Linked DNA regions of Mus musculus: all the other regions are linked to region 1. The links are chromatin loops, found by intact Hi-C in ENCODE. Cell type or tissue: heart. All regions are shown on one strand.

What was found. Hi-C counts contacts between places; a loop is a spot of excess contacts. Peaks named below come from ENCODE experiments on the same cell type or tissue, not always from the same donor. Only the 100,000 strongest peaks of a DNase experiment are listed, where the experiment ranks them.
Region 2: it touches region 1 in a loop (1.9-fold over the local background); 2 of 42 quality-filtered maps call a loop at or near these places.
Region 3: a loop joins it to region 1, with 2.5 times the contacts of the local background. A loop is called at or near these places in 2 of 42 quality-filtered maps.

Annotation. Positions count from the first base shown.
Region 1 is chr3:116,125,914-116,133,913 of GRCm38, forward strand. It overlaps Vcam1 (vascular cell adhesion molecule 1), which reads right to left and starts at 3,775. Exons shown (of 9, transcript NM_011693.3): 1 at 3,391-3,775; 2 at 2,620-2,895; 3 at 42-362. The coding sequence starts at 3,454. In heart, a CTCF peak has its summit at 6,321 (motif pointing left); a DNase peak (open chromatin) is centred at 3,548; H3K4me3 peaks cover 3,971 bases; H3K27ac peaks cover 3,973 bases.
Region 2 is chr3:116,206,442-116,214,441 of GRCm38, forward strand. No RefSeq gene overlaps it. Among named protein-coding and RNA genes, the nearest start is that of Gm31651, 12 kb to the left of the region's middle. In heart, a CTCF peak has its summit at 3,028; DNase peaks (open chromatin) are centred at 190, 4,500 and 5,370.
Region 3 is chr3:116,323,170-116,331,169 of GRCm38, forward strand. It overlaps Cdc14a (CDC14 cell division cycle 14A), which reads right to left. Exons shown (of 16, transcript NM_001080818.2): 9 at 5,310-5,540. Among named protein-coding and RNA genes, the nearest start is that of Gm46839, 69 kb to the left of the region's middle. In heart, no CTCF peak of the experiment used is centred here; DNase peaks (open chromatin) are centred at 4,292 and 6,482; H3K4me3 peaks cover 559 bases; H3K27ac peaks cover 225 bases.

The DNA of each region.
Region 1 (8,000 bases):
CCAAACTCCCACAGACCAGAGATCACTGAGCAAGTACTTACTGTAGACTTGTAGTTCTTTGACAGTCTCCCTTTCTTTGAGTGTAGAATCAATTTGGTCAATGTGTAATTTAGCTCGGCAAACAAGAGCTTTTCCAATATCCTCAATGACGGGAGTAAAGGTTACTTCCAAACTCTTGGTTTCTAGAGACTTTGTCATCTCTTCTGAAGAAAACTCCTGTCTGTTCATGAGCTGGTCACCCTTGAACAGATCAATCTCCAGCCTGTAAACTGGGTAAATGTCTGGAGCCAAACACTTGACCGTGACCGGCTTCCCAACCTCCAGGGGGCCACTGAATTGAATCTCTGGATCCTTGGGGAAAGCTGTAAAGCCAAACAAATGCACAAGTAGGCTTTTGGCTTCTGTTGAGAACACCTCTGACTGTTTCAACACAACGGGGATCCTAACAAATGTTTTTGTTAATACTAGGCTTAATTCAGCAAAGCTAATTGGTTTAAGTAGCTAGTCATGGTTTGTGGCGAACACAGGAAGCACTTTTTAGAGGCCATTTCAATTTTAATTCTGTGACTGTTAAAGAGTATGTGTTGTTAAAGAAAAGAAAAGGGAAAGCCTAATATATATTAAAACTGATCTATATATGTAACATAAAGAAGTTTGCTCTCTTCTAACTATGACCTTGGATGATGGAGACCACATTTCACAGATACGGAAGCTTGGCTGTAGTGTGACTGCAGAACCAGCCTTGGTCACGCAGCCAGTCCATGGTGAGGCTGGGAACAAAGCTCACGCTTTCTGTCACTCACTCTGCACTGAGATTCCAGTGACGCCTCACACCCCATTCTCTACTCTTAGTGCAGATACAGTTCCACATTCCATTTGAGAAGCCCAGGAGGGCTCAGAGCGATATCACAAAGAAGTGTTACTATGTAAGGTTGCCTTCAGAAGAAGGAGAATGACTCTTAATGGGCTGGCTTCTGAAAATGAGACCTCTGGCAAGAACTCGTCCACCAGAAAGACATTCCTATGCAATCTCCCCAGACTGGGCCTATTCCCCTAAAAGCCTGACTCAGTGTTCTAATCTGCATTTTACTGAACCCAGCAGGGCAACAGAACACACGCCTGCCCTGCCCACTCCACACATGTACACAAGGTTTAATCCTTCTTATTACATCTGTCCTGATGGGAGCTCATTGGTGTCCCAGCTCCACAGAATATTACAATCAAACATGGAATGGAGACTGAACTGTTAAAATCAACAAGAAACAAGCATTCTTGCAGGGGGTTGTGGGGCGAGAGCAGAGAATATAATTGAATCCAGAAAGCTCCTCACTTCTCTTTTTTAACTCTCCAACTGAATAGAACGTGTGAGCACAGGGTGAAGGAGCTAGAAATGCTTTATTATCTAAAAACATAGTATTTTAAATTTCCCCTCTGATTATTTATGTCCATCACACTCTTCAGGAAATGTGCCTAGAATCCACACAGTTTAATGACAGGTAATATAAGAACTCGCTACTCTTTCCTGGTATTTATATAACAGGACCTTCCAAGGAGCTCAGAAGGCTGCCTAGACATAAACTATGCATGCAGAGCCAGCATAATTGAAAGCAGCCGTCCAGGCTCAGCTGCTTGGGAAGCCCAGCTTCAGGAGGGGCTTGCTGAAATTTCAATTAAGGTTCATTGGCAAAGTTGGGCTGGAGCACAGTAGGAAGGTACCAAGGTGATTAAAAGATGAATCAAACAAGATGCTCATGAAGAAATGCCTTATGGGAGTCTCATTTCTTTCTTTCTTTCTTTCTTTCTTTCTTTCTTTCTTTCTTTCTTTCTCTCTCTCTCTCTCTCTCTCTCTCTCTCTCTCTCTCTCTCTCTCTCTCTCTCTCTCTCTCTCTCTCTCTCTCTCTCTCTTTCTTCTTTTTGGAAAGCAACACCATCAGTAACCAAAGAAAAATGATTCCTATAGGGCCCATTTCCCCCCACCTCTCCTTGGTAGTTTCATTTGCCGATTTGAGGATGATAGTAGGATGCATTTTGGGTAGGCTAGGGTAATATGGGTACCTGCACATATGCCTGAGACAGATCTAACTTATTAAACAAAAACTCTCTGAGATATAAAAGCAAAGCTCTCTGGCAGCAACAACAAAACCTCCCAAATTTATCTGCATCAAATGACTGAAATGTTAATAGATGTTTTAATTATGTCTATGCAGAAGGTTTGCATACTCTCAGAGTTCCCGAGCCTACAAGCAGATCCCAGAAAGAAGGAACTCATCAATCCTTTGGATACATTAATACATGAACGTGTAGAAATACCCCCAAATGGAAGATTAGAGGGGAAAAAACTAACTAATAGAACCAGGGGGAGGTTCACACTGCGCTAAGAACTGGAGCCAAGAAGGTGTGAGTCTCTTTTACATGGGCACCATTTTTTTGGCAAACAAGGACACAGGGGTTAAAATTTAGTTTCCTGTTCTTAACTAGCTTCTTCTTTCTCTGGCTTTATTGAAATTGTGCATTTGCTAGCTAAAAATCTAGATACTCTTTAAAAGTCTCTGTTTAATATATCGTTAATTTTTTTTCAAACAAAATCAAGAGAAAGCAAAAGCTCCTTCCTTCACTTACAGTAGATGTCCACGTGGATACTTCGTTCCAGCTTCCCAGAGCCACATGTTGCTGTGCACAGGTAAGAGTGTTCATTCTCAAAACTGACAGGCTCCATGGTCAGAACGGACTTGGACCCCTCCGTCCTCACCTTCGCGTTTAGTGGGCTGTCTATCTGGGTTCTCCATGAGAACAATGGTGACTCGCAGCCCGTAGTGCTGCAAGTGAGGGCCATGGAGTCACCGATTTGAGCAATCGTTTTGTATTCAGGGGAGATCTCGATTTTAAAAGCTTGAGCTGAAAAGAGAGAGAGAGAGAGAGAGAGAGAGAGAGAGAGAGAGAGAGAGAGAGAGAACAAGTTTACCATGGTCTGCCCCATACTGTGTCCTTTTTCTCTTGCGCAGCAATACAGTGTCCAAAGCACAGCTGGGATGATCTACTTTTTAAACTGTCTCAGACTAATAGCACAAGACAGACCCAAAGCCCTGAAGTTGCTCTTGAGGAAGGTGCTGGAATCGTCACCGCGAAGAAGAATGCTCAGTTCTGACTTTGAAGCCCATTGCACAAAGTTTTTTTTTTTTTTTTTTTTTTTTTTTTTGTCACTTTCTAAGCTTGATTTCATTGTCGAATACAGGAAACTAAAGAGATAGACCCACTACCGATATAATCCAAATTACTCATTTGACAGTGGAAAGAAAATCCGTCCCCAGCTCTGTCAGAATACTGGCTCTTATAGCAAAGCTCTGTAGTACACCAGAAGCTGTAGATGTGTGAAATAGGTCAGGAACTTACAGACTGCAAACAGTATCCAAAGTACCGTTGAGGCTCCCAAGACCGCGACCATCTTCACAGGCATTTCAAGTCTCTGCTTCAAAGCCTTCTTTGTGCCCCACGTGAAAAGTGTCTGGGAAAAGTGTTCAGCCTCCAAAGCCAGCCGGGCTGGTGTGAGTGAAATAGAAAGTCTGCTCTTTATAAAGGGTCTTGCTAGAGAGGCGGAGGGAAATCCCTTCAAGGGGAAACCCAGAGCCAGGGAAAAAGTTTAACTGACAGCCAGCCAAGTCCCCACGTTAACCCCTTCAGCTGCTTTCTGGGCTGAAGTCATTCTGAGTCCTGGGAAACACGACACTTCCAAGTATATAAATCTCTGGCTTTTCCTGACCTTCAGCTCCGAAAGGGCTATCTCTCCTGAAAAGATGATTGCAAAATGAAACTGCCAACAGTGTGTGTGTGTGTGTGTGTGTGTGTGTGTGTGTGTGTGTGACAGCAAAGACAGAGATCACTCAGTAAATAACCACTGACTTTTCTTCATTAAGAAATGCATTTGCAATTTAAAAAATAAAAATTGTTCTCTTTCAACAAAAAAAGGAAAATATCCTTTATTTGTTTTTATTGACCCATTATCATGAGTCACTCTTTTAGAATGTGAGTCAGTAGTTCTTATTTTTATACTCTTTTATTCATAAGTGAATTTTTGACAAAAAAAAAACCTCCCTGAAATAACTTTCTGAAGTAGTAAATGAAAGGACGTTGATGCAGAATGAAGGGAATTATCTTTTCTTTTGTTTGACAATGCCCCAGCCCTTTGACCCATTGCTGGATGACAGGAAGTCTTTTGCAGACTTGAACGCTAAAAAATGGGATCTGTCTGCTAAATTTTTGTGGTGGATTTCTTTGGCTGCATTATTTAGCCACAAGTCCAATTGAATATGTAAACAGATTAGCTTTAGGAGATGAATTGACAACCATTTTTTTATTATTATTTTCTACTCCCAGTGAAATGACTTTTTGAAAGACTCAATTAAGTGTCTTAAATGCCTCTGTAGGTCTTACACATGCATAGCCCATGTCCTTGCAAAATGCTTGCCCATCAGAAAGAAACCGGAATAGCCACTTCCTTGTATTATACACATGTGGGTTTACCTCCCACATGGCATTATCAGTTCCCTGCATGGCCAGGACTAGTTCTTATTCATAGTTGTTTCTATTCCATATATATATATATATATATATATATATATATATATATATATATATATATAATGGTTTTATATATAACGACTATAAAACCTGCAGCATCTTCTAGATGTTTAAAATCTAGAAGAGAAACGTTCAAAATACTGAATGTAGTTCATAAGTGCCACGTGAGAGAAAAAAATAATTCCACAAGAAAGGTATAGTTCCCAGACATCTGGGCACATGTAAAATTAACAGTATCATGTCATTGGACAAAGGCTATCAGTGAGACCCACAGTCGCCAACTGCTCCAACCTGGCAGGAGAGACTTCTGAATTCCCTCTTGAGAATACATGTGGCTCCCACTGAGAGGCAAGTATAAAAGGGAAGTTGAGGGATATATTTTAGGGCTATGACGACATATCCAGGGATCGATGACATTAGCTGCCATGTCATCTAGAGGACCTCAACAATGTCATGTCATAAAAGGAGAGTATAGACTACCCCCTACTGATTCTCACCTTCTCCATAGATCAAAGGCATGTAAGAAAATGTTAATCCATGTCTTTGACACTTAAAAATAAATAACTACTTGGATCATGCAGACTCATCTTATTTGGTATCAGTTCTCACCCAAGTGAGTGGAGAAATAATTCCTATCAGGAAAGGAGAATAGTACATACAACAGAGGAAGTGAAAAAAAAAACTATTTGGTGGATTCCACAAGGTCAAATCCTTCCTCGTTTAAGAACCACTACTCTAACATATAGCTAAAGAACTCTCCGTGGCTATGTAGATCTTTTATAGCAGCTTCATTAGAGACCCAAGAGCCTGAAGTTTGAAGTTGGATCAGTTGTTTTTGAAGCAAATACTGAGGACCAAGATTAAGCCAGTCCTAATTCTGCAGTCCTTATATGGTTAATCATCATGATTTTCCTATGGCCGTTCCTTCACCAAACATCACGTCTGTGTCTCAGATGTAAAATACAAAAAGTAAAGGGAAAGGACTCAAAGGCATGGAGCCTGCCTTCTTTGAAGGAGCTTCCCAAGAAGTTGGGGGGGGGTGTGGGGGCTTTCACTGATGTCTCACTGAAAAGGCCAATGCCCCATGTCAATCAAGATTCTGTCGGTAAAGCAGGGCAGAAATGGATGCCAAGTTAGGCAGGCAATTAGCATTCTACCTGTTTCTAATTCAGTGGAACTCACAGAGTGTTTTTTTTTTGGGGGGGGGGGACTGCTGTATAGGCACTGTGGCGCTCTAGCAATACGGAAACACTGGCAAGGACAACATTTTGAGAATGAAAAAGACTGTCATGATATCAATGAAAGATTTCCACAGATCATAATCAAGGGACCATTGGTTTGTCTGCAAGTCAAGGAAAATAATTTCTCTCAGTGATCTAAGTTTAAGATTTTCTAAAGTTAAACTGTAGAGAGAATCGTGCTAAGACAGTTGGTGTCATAAAGTCATTGTGACTTTTGGGGATTTTGAGGAAAACCTTACTAATATCACTGAGAGTAAGAAAAAAAAATATATATATATTCAATAAAATACACACATACTATGTATATTGATTGAATTTTCACAAAGAGGATGTTTTGTTACACAACAGAAAGGTTTTCAGTATTAAAAAAAAAGTCTCAGGAAGGAGAGATGGCTCAGTGGTTAAGAGCACTGACTGCTCTTCCAGAGGTCCTGAGTTCAATTCCTAGCAACCACATGGTGGCTCACAACCATACGTAATGGAGATCTGATGCCCTCTTCTGGTGTGTCTGAAGACAGCTACAATGTACTCATAAACAAAATAAATCGTTTTTTTTTTTTTGTTTTGTTTTTTGTTTTTTAATTCTCCTCTCCACTTTGTAAGTTCACTTAGGAGTATTTGAATTTTTTCATTGGTGCTCTGGGTGTGCCATGTGTTTGTGTATAGCAATTCGAGTAAACAGAGATGTGCTTGCCTAGTTCTGTCTCCTTGGGATGACCTCTAAGGTTTCTACTAACCCCCTTCTGTGAGTTTTTATAAAAACAAAACATGCACACACATGCACACGCACACACACACCAGATTGCCTTGAACTGATTGTACTCTCCCTGTTTCAACAGCTTTTACCTTCTGGCCCTTAGAAGGCATTCATGCTCATCTCTACTTTTACCTGGCTTGATGTTAGATCTGTTTCAGGTGTCTATAAAGTGATATAAAATAAATAAGATATTTCTTCTGGGGCAGTAATTCTAGACTTTTTTTTCTTTTTCTAGTAACATTTCACAGTTTTAAAATTCTTTACCTAATCTTCAACCAAAGTGCATTTTGGTCACTGCTTTTGAGCTGGGAGAAAAGGGAGGGGGGGTGTTATCTTTATATTCACAAGATCAGGAAACTCAGAAGTTCGGTTGTTTGCGAAATATCAGACAGTGAGTGATCCTGGCAATAAGAAACAAGAATTGCGTTTTAAAACCAGTTTTCCTTCCCCAGGGATTTCTACGTGGTACACTCTATTCGACCAAGCCACCTTGATGTCTGCAGAAGGGTTTCACCTTTCCTTCAAGCATTAATGCCACCATGAGATTTGACAGTTAGACTAGGGTAGTCATAATGACCCAAGACTGTGCCCATTTCTCAACTGATGAATAATAACTTCCTAGTACCACCTTAGAGCTACTGTTTTGTATGTTAATACCATAAGAACATACAATGAGCAATCCAAATCGTCTGTAGTTACCCACAAACAAAAGGAACGAGCAGACAGTATGGGAACACCCTAGGACTTAACACAGTGAATCTAAGTGTAGAACTCCACTTGGCCCTTATTGAAGCTTAGAATGAAAATTAGTGAAGTCCCTGAGCTTGCAAACATCCCTGCTCCCATAATCTAGTAGCTGCTTCCAGTGGATCCAGGTGGGAGTTCTTTTGATGAGAGCTCTATACACTTCCTCAATCATTCAATCTGACTCCAAATAAATTCCCTTTCTCACAGTGAGGATTTAAGAAAATAGTCAGGTCTTTGCCCATTCTAAATGATTGTAAAAACACGTGTTTACATTACTGAGAGGAGACTTGGAGAAGGCGTGGCACGAGCTCGCAGTTGACAAGAATGAGGAAGCAAGTGAAAATGAACAACTAAGGTAGTGGGAGTAGGGGAATCACTGTAAACCATGCGTGCTGTATCCACTTAAAAATGGCTCCTGCAAGTAGGGGGTCAGAGTTTATCACATGAAAGAAGTAAGAAATTGTATTTTTCTGCTATTCAACTATCTCACAAGTGTATTTCCCCAAGGTATAATGCCTTTGGAAATCTCCCCTGAAAATATGATAGCTTTTACAAATAATTGATTATAGTTTGAATCTTTCTTAGACAGCACTAAAGGTTTCTTTTAGGAACCTAATGGATATTTAAAGAACTGCAGCTCAGCAGCAAATGCTAAAACCATTTTAGCATTTTTAGGGTAC
Region 2 (8,000 bases), 81 kb after region 1:
CACACAGTCTGAAACTCACGACCTTCACGTAGGAAATGAATCTTTTTAAACAAGTGTGAGAAGCAGATATTGATGAAGTCCGTGCCTCACTTCTGCCAAAGGAAGAGAACACACTGTCCAGGGTCATCAAGATGGGAAGTTGAGGCCGTACTGAACCAGGGCTAGAGCCCTAACTGGGATGCTGGCATTACTCTCTCCCTGCAGGGGAGGAGGGGCTGATGACAGCACACGTACATAGCTCTCCGAGGAGGCCAAGAAGTGCAGTCACAGTCCCAAGCTTCCAACAGGATACTTGGGGTAGCCGAGTTACAGCCAAGATATGTCTGTGTCTGACTGCTGAGAAAGAGAAAAAATTTTAACTTTTGCTTTAATAAAATGCACAATCATGCATTTAAAAAAAAAAAAAAAACAAACCCTCTTTTGAGCCAATAGAACATGATATGGCTTTTGTTTACATTTCGGGAATTGGTTTGGTTTGGTTTGGTTTGGTTTGGTTTGGTTTGGTTTGGTTTGGTTTGGTTTGGTTTGGCTTGGTTTGGTTTGGTTTTTTCTGCAGAGCAGTTGAAAGGGTAATAACACTTAACCCTGCTTTAGCAGTACTTCGATATTGGAAATCAAGAGAAAGGGTGTTCTCCCTGCATCCTCAATAAGCCTGTGCTTTGAGAAACTGGAATACCAGGAGGAACACAGATTCTTGGAACACTGTATTCAAAGCAGATCTGGAAAAAAAATGTTTAAAACTGATGACATTCAAAAGATTCCAATAATACTTACATAATATCAAAACTTGCATTGAAATGTACCAAACTGACAGCTCCATAGACTTCCTATGCTTATTGTACTTCCGTGTGTATAGAGCCTAATAACAAGCTGATAGTGTCATAATTGCCTTGCACAGGTTTGCTGTTACCATTTAGAGTTATTATGATTATTAGGTCCTATGGTAAAATGGTAGCTGATTCAGAACTGAAACTTTCCTGACTATAAAATAAAAAATACTCCTTCAGATCGATTTTAAAAGGACCTGTCATTGAGGGGAAAGAGAAATATTCTGTCAACAAAAGTTTCACTAAATATGGAAAATGGGCTGTTTACAAAGAACCTAATTTGAGAGAGAGAAAGGAAAATTTCTGGACTGCGGCTTGGTGACCACCAGCCTAGCTCTAAGTTCAGGGAAAGTTCCTTTCTCAAAAGATGAAGCCAAGAATGAGAGCAGACCCTCAGCACACGCCCTCAGCCACCAGGCACATATATGCATGGGCCACACACAGAAACATACATAAAGAGACAATTTCACTGTATGGGAAAAAACCCACATAAGCATTGATTGATCCTGATGACACATGCTTGTAATCTTAGCATGAAGAATACTGAGGCAGGAGAATCATAAACTCCACACCAGCCTGGGCTACACAGCAAGATCCTGTCTCAACAAAATAAAAACAATACAAACAAACAAAAATATATCAGCCTGTAGCCAGGAAAGTGCATAGAAAACACTGTACCATCTGCATACCTGTACCATCAGATAAAAACTATACCCTGACCTCTCCTCCTCCTCCTCCTCCTCCTCCTCCTCCTCCTCCTATTCTTTCCACCCATTTCTTCCCCCTCTTCCCTTACCCCATCCTCCTCCCCACTCCTTCTTCTCTATATATTTCTGGTCCGCTCCAGCTTTGACTTCTGCCCATTGCCTGCTTTGGGCTCTGTGAGTCTAACAAAACCCTATTTTACCATGGGGCTTGGGTTGGCTCTGACCTTCTCAAGAACATCTATTTTCTGCTGTGCTTCAAAATTTACCACAGAGTCCCAATCCCAGCTCTCTCCACATTACATGATCTTATGAAATTTATTTTTCACCCCAACTGGCTCCTATGACTCTTCAACACCCCCAAATCTCATTCAGCTAACAAGTAGCAAGAATCAACCCCACCCCACCCCACCCCATTTGGGGGGGGGAGGGGCAATGGATGACACAAATGATGGCAGAACTATGGTTAAATATTTTGTTCAATCCTACCATTATGTTAGTTGTCTGACAGCGCTGGGAATTGAGCTCGGAGTCCTGAACTTCCTAACCAAGTGCTCTGCTGCTGCGCTGCACTGTAAGCCCTGGTTCAGTCCCACTGATGACAAATTGTAACTCCAAGTCAAGAGAAAAATGCCGGGAAGGGACAATGTTTCAAAACAAACTGCCAAGCGCAGATAGTCTCTGCTACATTTTAAACCTTGCCCTTTGTTCTTCTCTGGGACTTATCTTCTACTAGATCAGATTTATATTCAATTACATGTATAATATTTATATCCTATTATATTCTATTATGTATCTAGATCAAACTTATATTCTAAAGCACCATATTTCATCAATGGAGAACATCTAGACCTCTTCCCGGGCTCACTTTGTTGTAGAGGCAAATGCTTTGATTCTGTTGTTATGGCTTATTTATTGTATTTTGGTTTGTTTATCTGTTTGTTTGTTTGTTTGTTTGTTTGCTGAAGGCTGCTTACTAGCAGGTTCCGGTCATCATTCAGTTAATCTAGTACTTAATGCTACTTTCCCTGGAAGAAATGCTTTAAAGAAATCCAGCCAGCAACAGATTTCCCAGGAAAACTCTTGTTTAGCATTCGGTGGGATTCTTATCTCTACCACCAAGCCCCTTTGGGCCTCTCTCTTGAATTCTAACTGAAGAATAACCATAGACAGTTCTGTCTTTTGTAAGCTTCAGGAGCAACCTATCTACAATCATGTCAATGATGTCCTTACCAGAATTCAACAAAGAATTTCTCGAATAGCAAAGTACAAAACGATCTTCATCTGCAGATAGGATTATGTCCTTGATAGCACAGCTCTGGCAGCTGTAGTAGCTAAGCCAAATAATAACGATCGATTGCATAAACTTGGCAGAAAGAGCTCCACATTGCTTTCTCTAGGATGTCTAGTTCAAAACTTCACTGCGTGTTTATAGCCATCAAGTTTGGTTTCAAATCAAACATGCCCTGGGCAGTAGCTGGGCAGTAATGTAGTGCCACCTAGCTTCTCTCCTGGGGTGGAGTCCATCCCCAGATGTTCTCGGTCACTGAAGAAACTGGGTTGTCTTCTGCAGCGTGCCAGGGCTTCCTGAGGCACAAACAGGCAAACGAAGAAACTTCTCTATGTCCATCCCTCCAGGGACAGCTGAGCATTAGAGATTTGCCCTAGAGTTAGGCAAGATCATCTACTGCAGTGGTTCTCAACCTCCCTGATGGTGTGACTCTTTAATACAGATCCTCGTGTTGTCGTGAGCCCCAAAAATAACATTATTTCATTGTCACTTCATAGCTGTAATTCTGCTACTGTTACAAATTGCAATGTAGGGGGCTGGAGAGATGGCTCAGTGGGTAAGAGCACCCGAATGCTCTCCAAAGGTCTGGAGTTCAAATCCCAGCAACCACATGGTGTCTCACAACCATCCGTAACGAGATCTGACTCCCTCTTCTGGAGTGTCTGAAGACAGCGACAGTGTACATACATTAAAGAAAGAAAGAAAGAAAGAAAGAAAGAAAGAAAGAAAGAAAGAAAGAAAGAAAGAAAGAAAGAAAGAAATCTTTTTAAAAAATTGTAATGTAAGTGTCTGATATGCAGACTATCTAGTATGTGGCTCACAAAGTGTTGAGAATTTCTGCTTTACGGACCAGTTAGCTTATCGTAGGTTTGAACACTCCCATCATGCATTTCTCCTAAGCACCCCCACCTTACGCGCAAACGTCTCTATTTCTATACAGTATGCTTTCCCAGCCTAAAATCTCCTTGTCCCTCACTCTTTCAAACCTTCCCACACATTCAGGTTTCCCTTCCTTCATCAGCACTCCCCTAACGACACTGAGCCATAGTCCTGATCTCATGTCTGCCCTGTTTTATTATCACGCCTATGTTAGATCTTCTGTTACTTGGCCAGAGTCATCCCGTTCCAGGCCATCCTTCAAGACTGTCACACTTCCTATCAGATAAACCACACGGTAGACTCCATGGTATCCCCTTAACAGTGTGCATGCTGCCTCTAGTAGAAGTCCCCGTGAGGCTCTGAGCAGGAGATACATTCTAGTCTCCTGATTCATAATTTACGTTGTTGCTGAATGAATAAAAGATTGAATGAATAAAGCACAGCACTGTTTATTTGGTATTGTTTCATCAACTAGTCTACATTTCTGAGAGAACTGGTTGCATATGAACACAATGACAAACGCCCGCTTAATTTTCTCCCCCCCCACCCCCATAAAAATAGGAAAACAAAATCCCAGCGAGTTTGCTCTCCCCCTCAATCAACCAGTCTCCTCTAGCCTCCTACTTTCTGGTCTATGACTTGCTTCTATTCCACTGGGAGAAATAAAGGAAGGGAAGCAATCGGGATTTCTGCCAGCATGGAAGGAAGATGAAAATTAGAAAAGTCAGCTGAGGTTAGCTGGAAACCTGAAGGTCAGTCACGCACTACAGCACACAGTGAGGCTCCAGCACACGCCTGTGCCTGTGCTGCCTGGAGCCAGAGACACAGCCTTTAGTGACCCAACGGCGTCAGAGACGGAGGGGACTCTCCCCACACAAATGCAGCTCCAGACTCTTCTCTCACATTAGACAGAATGACTACTTAAATGTCACCCAGCTGTTGACCATCCTCCAGTGACAGCACAAGCGAAAAGCTGAGGCAAGCTAAGATTCCTCCCCTAGTCTCCCCCCAACCCCCACTCACTCCTGCCTACTCGCTCTTCCTCAGAAGTGGGTATTCCTAATATAAACTGCCGTGCTATTTCCTTCCCCCAATCCCTGACGTTTCTAGTCTCTATTTCCCCAACCACATGTCCATCTCTTGCTTTATCCCAGTTTTATGTAATATAACCTCCAGGCATGGCCTTCCCTGGCTAACAAACCCAGGCTGTAAACCCAAGCTACTCCACTCTCTTCCCTTTCTTTATCTTACATCAAAGTCTTCATCAACACTAGAAATCGTTTTTATACTTGTATTAAATATTTTTATCTTTTCCCCACAAGAATGGGAATTTTAAGGAGCAAAAAAACTTTCCATTTTCATTTCCATTAAAAACACTGACTTAGATCCGAATCTAGAAAGAATAATGTTTTGTGCACATGTCCCCTTCTCTTTGTGTGTAGACTAACTACTGTGAGAAGCCTCATATTCTAGAACCTACAATAGAGATCTCCTCCTTGCCCACAATCTTGTCTGTTCTGAGTGTTCCCATCCAAGGGGCCCAAGGAGTGATCAGGCTTCCAACTCAGCTGCTACACCATCCCCTACAGAACCTTGGAGTCTGCCTCCACGAGTCTCTGCATCTGGCCAGGGATGGGGAGCTAGATATTTATAGTACTACAGAGGAAGTTTGGGGAATCTCATCTGGAGAAATACAGACAGCTTTCGTAACACTCCTTCCACCACACCCCTGTCACTAACCCGTATTCCTAAGAGCGAGCCTGGCCACTGCAATCTGCCTGTGATGTCCTAGGGAAAAGGAACTGGGGCTTCATGAATGCACAGCGCACTAAGTCTGTCATGTAGCACAACCATTAGGTGACACACATGACAACCTGTAAAGGAGCTAAAGGCACTCTGGGAAAGAGTGGGAAGGGTGGACTAGGACAAAGCACCGCAGATGCAAAGAACTTAGAAACAGCAGCACATCTCAGGAGCTTGAGAGTGTAGAAGGGGATGGGCATAGCATGGACCACAGAGGCAGAAGGCTGGGGAGATGGGTGGAATCTGGGTCATGAAGGACTCAGTCTACAATGTCAAGATGTTCAGACTCATTCTACATGAGATGAGAGCCAGTGGAGGTTACTACAGAATGAGACTGGGAAAACATGATTGTATGCACATTGTTTTAAGAGAGTTCCCTGATGGCTGTAGGGAGGATGAAATTCGGGACACAGAAAATGTAAATAAGATGCCTAGATAGGTATCTGTTGCTGAAATATAAGAACCGTTGGAGGATGGGAACACAAACAAAGGCAGTGGGGTAATGTTTGTTAAAGTCTGGCTGGTTTCAGGAATGTCTCATGAACACACTGTTTTCAGGGAGCTGAAGACTCTAGTATCATTAAGGGACTTAAAATTCCATCAAATAAAGGGGATAATAAAAAAAATCACATTTTAATTAAATTTCTAATTAGATTTTTCTAAAGCCTGCCATTAAAAAATACAAGGCAAACTAAATGAATAGAACTGTCTTTCTAGCAGAGCTAAGAGATTACTGGAGTGTGTGGCAGGAAAAACTAGGTGGGGACGTACTGAATTCTCACATTGATCATGAGTACAAGAGGGAAGAAAGTGAGAAACACCTCCCAACACCCATTCTGAAGATGCAATTCTAATTAAAGAGCCAGTAAGGATGTATTGCTCACCGTAACACCATATCCCTCTCCACCAGCTTTATCAATATCATCCTTTCATTAACAAGCAATAGCTGTTTCCATGACCTCACTATCAATTTTTAAATGTTTTCTCTTTATAATGAAAATCATTTCCTTGCCTTTAACCATTACTAATCCACAATAACTTTGATCTAAGATAATTAGTTCCATAATATAGAAATCTTAAAGCCGTAGCAAAATCAAAATATCAGCAGTATTTTGTAAAACACTTTTCACAAATCTAAAATGTCTAGAATAATTCCTTCTATTGTATTGAAATGAGACAATTATGAGTAACTAATTTTTCTCTATCAAACTCTCTGAGTATGTTCCTGGTAGAGTAAAAAAAAAAGAAAGAAAGAAAGAAAAATGAGTAATGACTGGATCACTTTTTGAAAATCAATTATTATCCATAAAATTACCAAGACTCTAGAATTCTGACTTGGTTCCCATGATTTACGGCATGCTGGCACATTGCCTTATCATGATTTGCATTAAGACTCTAACATCAGCACCATTACATGCTAATCACGCTGCTAAACACATTATATACATTATCTCATGTACTGGAGCTTCCAGAGTACATCATTTTCCTTTAATTTTGAAAGTATGGATGAACCTAGAGGTCAGCGAGCGAAGTAAAATAAGCTAGGCTCAATGTACAAAATCATGAGTGCATCCTCACCAATGCCCAGAGTCTTTGGGGACAGAGATTTGGGACAACAGTGGGTCTCACATCAAACACTCCAGATTTCCTGAGGAGACTGCCTGGGTGACTACTTTTGTTCTAATCTCCAGGCAGACCCAAGTTGGGGGATCTGTTTTAAACCTTCCTCAATTAAATGCTAATTCTTTTCACCGTATCTAATGTCCAAACTCAAATGCAGGGTTTGGCATCTCTTACTCGATCAACATACTATCCATAGGAGTACAGCAAATGTCACTTGTGTGGCCTCCCAACTCTAGGGTTCCCTCTCTCCACATCCCTCCTACCCTTACCTTCCTCCCTTTCTTTCTAGGTACGGATGCTAGGTAGGCTCTGAGACCAGTGGCTAGCATTTCCAGCACCAGTGTTTGTACAATTTTAGCTTGTACCTATACCTTTACCCACCCACTCCCATTCCCGGTCCTGGCATTCTCCTGTACTGGGGCATAGAATTTTCACAGGACTAAGGGCCTCTCCTCCCATTGATGACCGACTAGGCCATTCTCTGCTACATATGCAGCTAGAGCCACAGGTTCCACCATGTGTTTTCTTTGATTGGAGGTTAAGTTCCAAGGAGCTCTGGGTGTACTGGCTAATTCATATTGAAGTTCCTTCTATGGGGCTTCAGACCCCTTCAGCTCCCTGGGCACTTTCTCTAGCTCCTTCATTTGGGGACCTTGTGCTCCATCCAACTGATGATTATGAGCATCTACTTCTGTATGCCAGGCACTGGCAGAGGCTCTCAGGAGACAGCTATATCAGGCTCCTGTCAGCAGGCTCTTGTTGGCATCTGCCATAGTGTCTGGGTTTGGTGGTTGTTTATGGGATGGATCCCCAAAGTGGGGCAGTCTCTGGATGGTTGTTCCTTCAATCTCTGCTCCAACATGTAATAGGGAC
Region 3 (8,000 bases), 200 kb after region 1:
GAAAGGGGGAGGGGGACAGAGAGAGATGAAATCTAGTCAATAGCTTTGTTTATGAATAGTCTAGGACTAGGCCTGTAACTTAGTGGTAGAGAGTTTGTTTTTCCTGCATAAGGCTTTAGGTTCAATCCCCAATACAATAAATAAATAAAACCATGGACTTGAATTATTGCATCCTCCCTGGTCAAATAATGAAGATAATCTACTCTCCCAGAATTAGGAAATGCACGGTATTTGCTCAGAGCTGAGAAACAGTCATAACGTCTAATGGTGAAATACACATCCTTGCTCATCAATTTTTAAACCCAATCTAATTTAAGAAGTATTAAAAATATAGAAAATGAATGTCGTTACGTCAGGTTTTTTTTTTTTCCACAGTTACTTTATTAAGTTACATTGGCTTATCTGGGATGTACGTGTGTATGCACACAGAGGTCAGGCAGTGATGATCAAACATCCGTTATCTCCTTCACCGTGTGGATCCCAGCAATCAAACTCAGGTGGGGGCAGGCATGGCAGCAAGCACCTTTACCTGCTGAGCCATCTGCCTGGCCGCCTTTTTGATATAACTGTTTCCCAGGGGCATCTCTGGACATTTTATTTTTAATTGCCTATCATGAAACTGCACTGCTACAGGAACCTATACATGGTGCGTAAATCCGGACTTTATGCAGGAAAAAAATAACAAGGGTTTTACTCAGCACAAACTGTGTGTCCACTTGACAGCAATACTGCTTAGAATGGACATCAAATGTGACATTGAAAGGGCAGATAGTCAGGTTCATGCCCATAGATGCCTGGCCTGGCCTTCCCATTCACCTTTCTGTTTGCAAAGCGTACATGCACTGTTAATAGACGAGGGGTGTGTGTGTGTGTGTGTGTGTGTGTGTGTATCTCGTATTTACCTCAAGTACCTTCTGACCCAGATCAAGCATCAACACAAACAAGAGGCTAAAGTTTCCCAAAGCTTCGGTGGATCCTCTCTTTAACATGAAGAAACAGTTGCAGTTAACCCTCCTGACTCTCACCTCACTATGAACTGCTTCAGTCACTCTCCCTCCGGATACTTGACAAGGCTTAACTTCAGGAGGGGCTGCCGCTGAGCATGCTAAGAACAGGCACCAGAACCAGTGGGACTCGGGGGGTTCCAGTTTGGGTCCCTGTCTGGGGAGCAGAGGGGGCTTCTTCCTAGAGACTCCCACGACGACTCCTCATGCAGGGAGCTGCCTGGTTCCCCCCCCCCCCCCCAATCAGGCTCCTAATCCTCCTGACAGCCAAGGGATGGTGCTGCGAATGTTCAAATTTCTCTGAAACTGAAGTTGCTTTCCCCCCCTTTTAAAAAGGAGTCTATAATTTTAGGTCTATAAAAAGAACCTACTTAGCACTCCATCGTTGGGAGCTCTTACCACAGGGAACAGAATAGGAGTACTTCACTAAGTTTCTATTAAAACTTTAACAAAAAAAAAAAACGTTAAAGCATCCGTAATTAAAGGGCTCCCTGGCACCGCGTGACAAAGGTGCAGGGTGCTCTATTTATAACAAAAGCTTTAGACTACCAGTCCTCCTTCTGGCTCCCAATAGGGCATCAGTATGCACATCACAGAGTAACAATGTTGCTGTATTTTAGATGAATATTGATGCTAGAAAATGCCCCCAATGTACAGCCGTTCCTTTAATGTGGACTGCAAACAAGGCCTTGTGGTGGGTTTCATACCTTTGCCACAAATTAACTGTGTCTAATTTGCCCCCAAGTGCCGCTGTATGTTGACACATGGCATTTTCCTTCTCTCCCCACTCCCCGGGGAGAGTTCATTTAAAAAGGATGGGACACTCACTTCCACCTCCTTTAGTTCAATTAAAACACTGAGTGCTTCTTGAATTTCCAGAAAATTAAGCTGACTTAATCAGGGCAGATGTCAAAGTAATTAGCAAGCCCAGGTAGCTAAGTACGCCATTAAAAACAAAACAGCTGCAATTAAACCAAAGGTGTGATGTGTTTAAAAGAACCCCGAGTTCATTAACAGGAGGGGAAAGGAGAAAGCCACCTCACATGTAAGTGATGCCCGGCATCAATGTGACTCCTCTTTAAGAGCTCACTTCAACACTTTAAAAACAAAAAAGGGATAGTGGAAATATGGGGAGAAAAACATTTCTGCCATGGGGGGGGGGGGATGTGTATACATTTCTTGTGTCTGTGTGTGTGTATACAATTCTTAAGAGGTAAGCATTCACAGGTAGGTGATATATAGAGAAAGCCTGTCTATCAACAAGAATATTTAGCCTCAGAGTTGTCTTTTCCCAGTATTTCTTAGACGCCACATGCCATCGAGGGAGACACTACATTTAAATTTAAGCTTTGTCTGGGATACACTGTTCCCTTGGAATCATCTGCCACCTCTGGCTTTTACAATCTTTCCACCTCCACTTGCCCTTAGATCCCTGGGCCTTGGTGGAGGCTGGGGAGTGATAAAAAGGCATCCCACTTAGGACTGAGTGCTCCCAAGTCGCTCACTCTCTGCTCATTGACCACAGTGGATCACTGCTAATTCCCATCTACTGCAAGAGCAAGTGATGCCCACGTGAGCTCACAGAGGCTGTGTCAGTGCTCACCAGAGCTGCACAGGTTCAAGCATCAAGGGTCCCAGCATTGAGACAGGGAAGCAGACACAGGGTTCCAACCCTAACCAAAAAGCCATTTCCTGACAATGGGAAACAGTTTTTCCCAAGAGAGTCTCCCTATTCGTATTAACCACATCCCAGGGCATGCCCCACTCCCAGAAGTTAGTTGACCAACACAAGATGAACCCCATGTCTTTGTGGGCTGGGGAGCTTTTGTTTTGTTTTATTTTATTTTGTTTGGGCTTTTTTTTTTCATCTTATTGGTTTTTTGTTTATTTTGATTTTTGTCTTTTGTTTTCTTGTTTTGAGAGAGACAGAGAACATGTCTCTGGGTGAGTAGGTAGGTAAAGAGGATAGGAAAGGAATTGGGGGGAGGGGAAACATGATAAAAAAAATACTGTATTAAAAAAGTATATAAAAAAGGAAAGCTATGCCCCCCCAGTCAGTTGATCCAAAATATAGCTTATAAATATACAGATATACACAGAACCTTGTCATAATAATACTGACTAGGAAAAGGCCAAATTAATCCCCTAGGGAAAATGCTGATTTTTTGTTTGTTTGTTTGTTTAAATAGGAAACTGAACTTCCTTCAAAAGAGACGATCGGCGTGTCCCATACTAAAGCTTCATTATCACACTCCATAGGCTCCCAGGTTCTGACACATGGCATATGGGAATGGTGGGCCTTGTCCTGCATGTGAGCAAACTCTAACAGCATGGGACCACCACCATGTTACCAGAGTTAGGTCAGAGGCTGGGTCCCAATTGCCCTTCCCCCTACCCCACCTCGAGACACACACACACACACACACACACACACACACACACACACACAGAGCCAAGTACAGCCACCTATCCGCAGTGGTCTAACTAAAGATATATGTGAGAGTAGAAAACAGAAAGGGGGATTCACTCAAGGTGTTGTAGTGAAGAGTGTGACCCCCCTCTTAAGACTTGCAAAGTGACCCGACAAGTTGTCAGTGATATGAAAAAGAGAGAGAGAGAAAGAGAGAGAGATCTCCCTCTAGCTGGCTTCTCCCATCAGGAAAATGCTGAGGAAAATCCATTTTCGTGGGGTTCATAATCTCAACAGCCTGATAGTCAAACGCGGCTGGCACAAGATTCTATTTAGAGTCCTTTCGTTCCCGCCGGGAGGGTTACAATAAAACAAACTTAGAGTGCCAAAGAAACGTTCAGAACAAGCCAGCTCTCTGCCCCAGGAGAGACCAGAAGCAAAGAAGAGAGCAAATGAACACCTTAGTCTAACAACCCAGAGAGAGGACTACTGTCCTGCAAGCCAGGGTCTTCCCCGCACAAAGAAGGGCGAGAGAAGAGCTGCGCCAAAGGTAGATGCAGCCTGGCTTCGGGAACCATCCCTAAATCGGGGGCCATGTGCCGGTCGCTTCCCTGTCTTCCCAGGCTGCTGGGAGAAGAACGCAGCCTGGCATCACTGCTCAGAGCTCACATGTTCAGCAAAGTTCCTCCACCTACTCAGATCTTAAACATAGAAACAAGGGCCTACAAAATGGTATTTTAATTTCTGTCAGAACCAAAGCCACACTGTCTGAATAAGGCAGTTACAGCAGCGCTCCGCACATGAAAAGAACAGTACCATCCCCAACACCTACTGGCCGATTTGCATAACCGTGCAACAAAAAACCGCCTTTGTGGACGCAAAGCCAATGTGAGCAGCGCCACCTCGCGGCACCGTGAAGAGCTGCGAGTGGCATGCTAGAGGCTTCATTCCCAGGAGTGATTCGTCTCCGCGGAAATGAAGATCACCAAACTAGAAAACCCACAGTGGAATCTGAGCTCCTTCCGACTTTAATGTAACGCTCAATTTTAACTGGAAATCTTGCGTTTTGATTTGTTAAAAGCTGGGACCTACACTTGCTCTACCTGACCAGTGCCCACTCCAGAAGCCAGGTATTCACTTGCACAGCAAAGTCTTCCAGTTAATTCTGAGACAACCCACATCGAGTAATGGGTGGGAAGACCCTCTATTCTATGAGGCATAAGACTTAGGGGAGGGGCGGCGCGAGGGTGGAAGAGTAGAGAGACCCGAAAGCCATCGAGAGGAGCTAGGAGGAAAGTCAGTAAACCTGCCAAGCAAGAATGGGGGTCCTGCAGTTAGAGCCAGACACTGTCATGACCCAGATATAATGCAGGTGCCCGTGAATGGGGAGTGTAGAGAGAAGAGAGCCCCTGGGACTCACGGGCCAGTCAGTGTAACCAAAAAGGCAAGCTCCTACTTCAGTGAGAGACCCTGTCTCAAAACTACAAAATTGGAAGACTTGAGTTGTCAAACTCTGGCATACACACGTGTGAACACACAGACACACGTACGCGCATATAGAAACACTAAATGTCAGATGATGGAAGAGTACGAAGAAAAGATGATCAATTCTGAAGGAAGCGTTACTTCCTTCTAGTGGTGTTCAGAGTCAATGCGCCTGGGCTCAGAAGAGTCACAAGTGCATGCCATGACTTGTCCAGAAAGCTGGGCCCCACCACCAAGGCGATTAATCCTTTCTTTAGGGAAGGGATTATTAAAATGGGCTCATGTTCCAACTATCTAGTACAAAAGAAAAACATCCCATTGTATCCTATCACCCGCAGGTCTGGCTCATTATTAGGTGGGTCTGGGCCCGCCCTTTCCCAGCACAGTGGCCGCTGAGAGCTCACACACACCTTTGCAGTGGACCGCGATGGCCCCCTCGGTGTTCTCACAGATGTTCAGGAATCTCCGCACGATGTTATCGCTGGGGGTGCTGCCGTCTATGAAGAACAGGTCATAGTGCTCGAAGCCAGCGTCTGTGAAGCGCTTCGCCTCGTAGATCTTTTTGTTCAATCTCACGATCGTGGTCACGTTGTTCTTTTTGAAGTATGGAAAGTAGGCTTCGGGAGCGTGGAGAGGGTAACCTACAGGCAAACAAGGGACAGTCAGCAGAAAACCACAAGGAGCCATCAAAGTAGCGGCTGACCTAATTGAACACCAGAGGCGACTACAACCTACAAAAATAAAAAAATAAAAATGGCAGCCTCTGGATGACTGGCCAAGAATCCAGAATCCAGGAAGCATAATCTTGGAGACCCCAAACAAAGGCAGTTCCGAAGTACTCAAATGGACAGAGCAGTGCTGGGGTGATTTGGGGCGACATTCCTTCTTGAACAGTATTCTTTAACAGATTCGTTTCAGCTACAGCGAAGGCTTTTTGGAAGCTAGAGGTAGCGTTTCCATCTATAACACCACTCCCCGTGAAGCAGGGTGGTGATTAATTATCATATGCAATGTCCGAGTCACACCTTGTAAGCTTTCTCAAAACCATCTCCTTAAAATAACAGCTGGGAACTGTGGGATGGAGGTCCAAGGGTGCCACTGGACAAGAGAAATATGATCAAGGGCCCTAGTGCACAGCATGTTGCCTATAGTTAAAAACAGCGTGCGGGACTGGATCCATGTGTTAAATTTGACGGTCGCTTCATAGTATATACATAATTTTAATCAATCATATGTGTAGCATAAACATATGCATGTCCAATAAAAATATTAGTATTTCAAAGTAAAGTTAAGAGAGTAACTTTTGGTAGACCCTTTCTTGACAGTGGGGGGAGACAATCTCCACGTGTCCTGGCATGTCCCCCAGCAAGCAAGCATTCTTGTTACTGATCTACTCTTGGCCGGTCATCCAAAGTGACCACGGGAATTTGGGTCACTGAAAACCTTGCCTTGCAGCCCAGGGGTTAAGAGGACTAATTTCCTAACACACCAGTTACCACCAATCACTCATTCAGGATTCACCCATTCAGGGTTCGCCAGCTGCTGGCAGATTCCTGGCAGCCCAGGCAAGTGAAGTGACCTCATTCACAGGGATCACGTGCTCCGGAGTATGACCCCGAGGGGATCACGTGCTCTGGAGAAAGAATGACCCCGAGGGATCATGTGCTCCGGAGTATGACCCCGAGGGGATCACGTGCTCTGGAGAAAGAATGACCCCGAGGGATCATGTGCTCCGGAGTATGACCCCGAGGGGATCACGTGCTCTGGAGAAAGAATGACACCCCCCCCCCCAGATCACGTGCTCCGGAGTGAACCAGAGGGTCTCCATACTATGCTCTTGGCTGCACCCCTGCTCACCCTGTCATTTTTAAAAATTTTCTCTCAGCTCCAAGCCAGGCTTCCAACTCAGTCTTTGTAATTCTGGGTCCACCTACTACTCCATGCAGACTACCCTTCTAGCATACTTCCGTTTGCTCTCAAAGTAGGAGAGATGGCAAGACAACCAAAGGAAACCTTTCTTCCCGTCTGTCAGCACTTCAGCCAGAGCTCCCATCTCGGCTTGGCATGCCTTGAACCGGCCAGATGTCTTCCCTGACAGCAGAGTCTCTGGTGCATTCCCTTCAGAGCCCTGAGGACCAGCAGAGGCTCTTCCTCCACGGGCCTCCGTCCTCCCAACTCCCCTTTGTTTCTTTCATCCCTCAGCCTCAAAGGAACCCACTACCTTCTCCATCGCCCTCTGCATCCTTCGTTGCTGTCTTTCTTCTTAGTCTCACTGTAGCAAACTCCCTGTACTAAATTTCCTCTGAATGCCTAACATCAAGAACTCTGATGACAGATGCTGTTGGAGACGTGTGGAAAGTGGAACTTTTATTCAATGTAGGTGGGGTGCAAGCTAGTACAGCCATTGTGGAAATCCTCATGGAGATTACTCAAAACATTAAAAACAAATGGACCGTAGGACTTAGCGTACCACTCACTATATCCAAAGGACTCCTATCACAAAGATACCTACACATCCATATTTATTGCTGCCCTATTTACAATAGAAAGGATTTAGAGCCACCCTAGATGTCCATGAACAGAGTGGATAATGAAAATGTGGAACCAATTCACAATGGGATGTTACTCAGCTGTAAAGAAAATGGAATTTCCAGGGGGGAAAAATGGATGAATCTGGGATGTATAATACTAAGTGAGGTGTCCCAATCTCAGAAAGACAAAAATCCATATGTTCTCTTTCATCTGTGGATCCTGGCTTGTAATATATACATGTATGTATGGAAATGGATGTCGTTACAAATAAAGCCTAGAAAACTAGGAAAGCAAGAGAGGGTGAAAAAGAGGTGCTAGTGATAAAAAAGCAGAGCAAGGAGGGACTGACATGAAAGTCAGAATCACCAGGGGAGGTAACAAGAGAGGGCTGGGGTACCGGGCCATGGGAGGGATGATGGAGGGCTGGGCATCAGCAATGGGAGGGATGATGGAGTGGGAGGGATGATGGAGGGCTGGGCATCAGCAGTGGGAGGGATGATGGAGTGGGAGGGATGATGGAGGGCTGGGCATCAGCAGTGGGAGGGATGATGGAGGGCTGGGTACCAGCA